Linked DNA regions of Homo sapiens: region 1 is linked to region 2. A link is an interaction called in ENCODE POLR2A ChIA-PET data of the cell type or tissue named here. Cell type or tissue: CD4-positive, alpha-beta T cell. All regions are shown on one strand.

Evidence for each region. ChIA-PET counts read pairs that join two places held together with the same protein. Peaks named below come from ENCODE experiments on the same cell type or tissue, not always from the same donor. Only the 100,000 strongest peaks of a DNase experiment are listed, where the experiment ranks them.
Region 1: POLR2A ChIA-PET joins it to region 2 with 6 read pairs; 9 of 35 experiments call an interaction of 5 or more read pairs at or near these places.

The regions. Positions count from the first base shown.
Region 1 is chr2:98,714,964-98,717,463 of GRCh38, forward strand. The region is part of intron 2 of MGAT4A (alpha-1,3-mannosyl-glycoprotein 4-beta-N-acetylglucosaminyltransferase A); the gene reads right to left. Among named protein-coding and RNA genes, the nearest start is that of MGAT4A, 15 kb to the right of the region's middle. In CD4-positive, alpha-beta T cell, no CTCF peak of the experiment used is centred here; a DNase peak (open chromatin) is centred at 1,298; H3K27ac peaks cover 826 bases.
Region 2 is chr2:98,663,455-98,665,954 of GRCh38, forward strand. All of the region lies in intron 4 of MGAT4A (alpha-1,3-mannosyl-glycoprotein 4-beta-N-acetylglucosaminyltransferase A), which reads right to left. Among named protein-coding and RNA genes, the nearest start is that of UNC50, 56 kb to the left of the region's middle. In CD4-positive, alpha-beta T cell, no CTCF peak of the experiment used is centred here; DNase peaks (open chromatin) are centred at 117 and 1,097; H3K4me3 peaks cover 1,439 bases; H3K27ac peaks cover 2,079 bases.

The DNA of each region.
Region 1 (2,500 bases), 52 kb after region 2:
CCCCAGAATTAAATAAATATCCATGAGTTCATACTTATGTAAAGAAATAAGAAAGAAATACATGAAGGAGGGCTGGGCGTGGTGACTCAAGCCTGTGATCCCAGCACTTTGGGAGGCTGAGGCAGGTGGATCACCTGAGGTCAAGAGTTCAAGACCAGGCTGGCCAACACGGTGAAACCCATCTCTACTAAAAATACAAAAAAAAGTAGCAGGGCATGGTGGCGCATGCCTGTAATCCCAGCTACTCAGGTGGTGGAGGCACGAGAATCATTTGAATCCGAGAGGCAGAGGGTGCAGTGAGCCAAGATTGTGCCACTGCGTTCCAGCCTGGGTGACAGAGCTAGACTTCATCTCAAAAAAAAAAAAAAAAAAAAAAGAAATGAGGGAGAAGAGACATCTCTTCCTTACAGTGGAATTCCAATTAACTAATAAGTACAGAATGAATGATGGAAACAGAAAGTTACATTTGGAAAACACCACAGTAAGAATTGCTGCAGGTAGTCATAAAAAAAGAACGAGATCATGTCCTCTGCAGGGACACAGATGGAGCTGGAGGCCATTATCCTTAGCAAACTAATGCAGGAACAGAAAACCAAATACCCCATGTCCTCATAAGTGGCAGCTAAATGAGAACACATGGACACACAGAGGGAAACAACACACACTGGGGCCTTTTGGAGGGTGGAGGGTGTGAGGAGGGAGAGGATCAGAAAAAATAATTAATGGGTATAATACCTGGGTGATGAAATAATCTTTACAACAAACCCCGTAACACAAGTTTACCTATGCAACAGATCTGCACTTGTACCTTTGAACTTAAAATAAAAGTTTAAAAAAATTGCTGCAGGCAAAAATCATCAAAGGATGTTAACGTTTGTAGGTAAAAGTATGATAAGAAACAGGATATTGGCTTCCACAAAATGCTTATTAATTACAATGGCAAAAATAGTAACTTTACAATGGAAAAGCCTGTCAGACACCACTTCAACCAAGTGATCGAAGCAAACATCACCAGTAACAAGACACATCAACATCACACACCTCCTGATATAATGTGCTAACTGAAGAATACAGCCAGGGTGCGGTGGCTCATGCCTGTAATTCTAGCAGTTTGGGAGGCTGAGGCAGGAGGATCACTTGAGCCCAGGAGTTCGAGACCAGCCTGGACAACACAGTGAGACCCTGTCTCTACAAAAAATTTTTGCAATTAGCCGGGCATGGTAGTGCATGCCTGTGGGCCTTCCCTCAACTTCAGAAGCTGAGGTGAGGGTGACTGATTGGGCCCAGGAAGTCAAGGCTGCAGTGAACCATGATCACACTACTTCGCTCCAGCCTGTGTGACAGAGTGAGACCCAGTTTCAAAAAACAAGGTAGCTGGGCGTGGTGGCTCACGCCTGTAATCCTAACACTTTGGGAGGCCAAGGCGGGTAGATCACCTGAGGTCAGGAGTTTGAGACCAGCCTGGACAACATAGAGAAACTCTGTCTCTACTAAAAATACAAAACTTAGCTGGGTGTGGTGGGGTGCACCTGTAATCCCAGCTTCTCAGGAGGCTGAGGCAGGAGAATTGCTTGAACCCAGTGGGCAGAGGTTGCGGTGAGCCAAGATTGTCGATTGCACCACTGCACTCCAGCCTGGGCTACAGAGCGAAACTCCATCTCAGAAAAGAAAGGACATAACATCAACATCATTTCTGTGGTATTCTTGCCAAAAATGCATTAGAGTTGTCCCTTGCTATCCATGGGGGATAGGTTCCAGTATCTTTGAGGATACCAAAATCTGCAGATGCTCAAGTCTCTGATATATGACACAGTATTTACATATGACCTACACACAGCCTCTTGTATACTTTAAATCATCTCTAGATTACTTAAAATATCTAATACAATGTAAATGCTAGATAAATAGTTGTTATACTGTGTTTTTTAGGGAATAATGACCAAAAAAAACCAGTTTGTATATGTTCAGTACAGACACAAACACTGTGGACCTAACCACATTTTCCATCTGTGGTTGGCTGAATCTGTGTATACAGAGGGCCGACGGTGCCTCAATCTAACCAGATAAATCATCAGGCAAATTCAAATTAAGGGGCATTCCACAAAAATGTCGAGGACATAAAAGACAAAGAAAGGGCCAGGCATGGTGGCTCACACCTGTAATCCCAGCACTTTGGGAAGCCGAGGCGGGCAGATCACCTGAGGTCAGGAGTTTGAGAACAGCCTGGCCAACATGGTGAAACCCCATCTCTACTAAAAATACAAAATTAGCCAGGCATAGTAGAGGGCACCTGTAATCTCAGCTACCAGGGAGGCCGAGATAGGAGAATCGCTTGAACGTGGGAGGTGGAGGTTACAGTGAACCGAGATCGTGCCACTGCACTGCAGCCTGGGCAACATAGCGAGACTCCATCTCAAAAAAAAAAAAAAAGATGGAGGAAATTTTGCATACTGGAAGAAAGTAGGAGGACATGACAACTAAACGCACCATGGGATCCTAG
Region 2 (2,500 bases):
CAAACTGTATTTTACAACTAAAACTTAAAAACACTAAACATATCTTAAAAACTAATGTCTTATCTCTCGACTTCAAGCATGTGACATGCCGAGAAGAGCACAACATCAGTTCTGTGGTTGTTCTTGCCAACAATGCATAACCTCAACTTAACCGTAAAGAAACATCAGAAAAATCCAAACTGGGGCAATGCTCCACAAAATAACAGTACTCTTTAAAGTGTCAAGGTCATGAAAGACAGAGTAATGAATGGTCCCCGATTGGAAAAGACTAAGGAACCACGACAATTAAGTGAAATATGGGATCTTGATTTGGATCCTGAAAGAGAAAAACAGCAACAATGAAACACATGACAAAATCGGAGTAAGAGCTAAGGTTAGTGAACAGTGTAGCATCAACGTTAACTTCCTGGTTTTTGATCGCTATACTATGGTCATGTAGGGACACTGGGTAAGGGCATATGAAAACTTTGTGACCAGGCACAGTGGTTCACGCCTGTAATCCCAGCACTTTGGGAGGTACAGGTGGTACACTGCTTGAGCTCAGGAGTTTCAGACCAGCCTGGCCAACATGGCGAAACCCGGTCTCTACTAAAAATACAAAAATTATCTGGGCATGGTGGCGCACACCTATAATCCCAGCTACTTGGGAGGTGGAGGCACAAGAATCGCCTGGGAGGCAGAGGTTGCAGTGAGCTGAGATTGTGCCCCTGCACTCCAGCCTGGGTGACAAAGCAAGATTCCATCTCAAAAAAAAAAAAAAAAAAAAAAAAAAAAAAAGAGAAAACTTTGTGTACTATTTGTGCAACATTTTTAAAGACTAAAATTACAGTCAATGTTCCTATAATGCTTGTTTTCAATGCAAATTTGTTTCTACATGATTAACATATTAGGGAAAAACTGGGGCATAACACATGAATTTCACATTAGCTTACGTGCAATTTGTCCTCTGAGACAAACACCAGGTGAACAACAGAAAATTGTACCCAGCTGAATTGAGTTCAGAAAATTAAACCGAACCATGTAGAAATACTGCATACAAAATGCACGCACCTCAAAATACCTACCAGCTGTCTCAGTTCACCACAACTATCAACCACACCCATCCACACTGGGTGTTGCAACCTTCCATCAGATTGCAAATAACCTACCTCACAGCCCTTCACAATAACTTACAAGCTGCAATCCTTCAGCAACCCACTTCAACAAGCAAATCTCAGGGCTTTTTCAAGATGGAATGCCACATTTATGTGTTTCTTAATCATTTAACTTGCGAAAAACTGTGCCACTATTATAATTAGGTTCTTATCCTTTTTTATAGTGTAACTGACAAAGTGTTTGAGTGTTGTGATCCTAACCCCCTTGCTCTCATTTTTTTGCACCATTTTCATACCACAGTGATTTTTAGGAACACTTATACTGCATTATAGAGGTATTTCAAAGTAAATTTTTAAAAATTATGCCTTAAAGTCTTAGTACGCTATGTATCAATACAGAAGTATTTTAAATATGGTAAAAACAACTTAGTCTTAATCATGCAACAATTTTTTGGAGATACTAAAAAATACTTATAATTCACAGAATTCTAATGCCAGGGGCTGGGTGTGGTGGCTCATGCCTGTAATCCCAGCACTTTGGGAGGCCGAGGCGGGTGGATCACGAGGTCAGGAGATCGAGACCATCCTGGCTAACACGGTGAAACCCTGTCTCTACTAAAAATACAAAAAATTAGCTGGGTGTGGTAGCGGGCGCCTGTAGTCCCAGCTACTCAGGAGGCTGAGGCAGGAGAATTGCTTAAATCCAGGAGGCGGAGGTTGCAGTGAGTCAAGATCGCGCCACTGCACACCAGCCTGGGCAACACAGCAAGACTCCATCTCATCTCAAAAAAAAAAAAAAAAAGAATTCTAATGCCAGAAGGGAGCGTAAAGACCATGGATCTACCACCATGATTCTTGAGGTAAGAATACTAAGATGCGAAAGGTTTAAGGGACTGCCCCAAGGTCTCGTGACACAACCCTCTCTTCCATTTTAGGCAAGAAGAGTTCTCAAGCACTCAAAAAGATATTTGCTCTATGAGACTCCGTCCCCCCAAAAAAAGATATTTGCTCTATTTGTTTTGCACATATTTACTGCAAGGCACTATTCTAGGTGTTAAGCATACAATGGTAAATAACATAGGTAAGGTCCCTGCCCTCATGGAACGCACATTCTAGAAAGGGGAAAAAGATTTAAAATATATGTATCTTACAGGCTGCTATGTATAGGTTGGTACTGTCAGAGTGATGAATGGGGAGGGGGTACCCCTGTAAGTCGTGTGGTCACGGAAGGCCTCTCTGATATCAGCTGAGCTGGTAACCATGAGAAAGAGCTGATGAAGAATACTGCAGAAGAGGAAGCAACAAGGCCCTGAAGCCAGAATGATTTTGACATAGTCAAGAAATACCAAGAGCAGGTTGGATCGAAAGCAGAATAAGCCCAGATTGAGAAAATCAGTCAGGGGTCA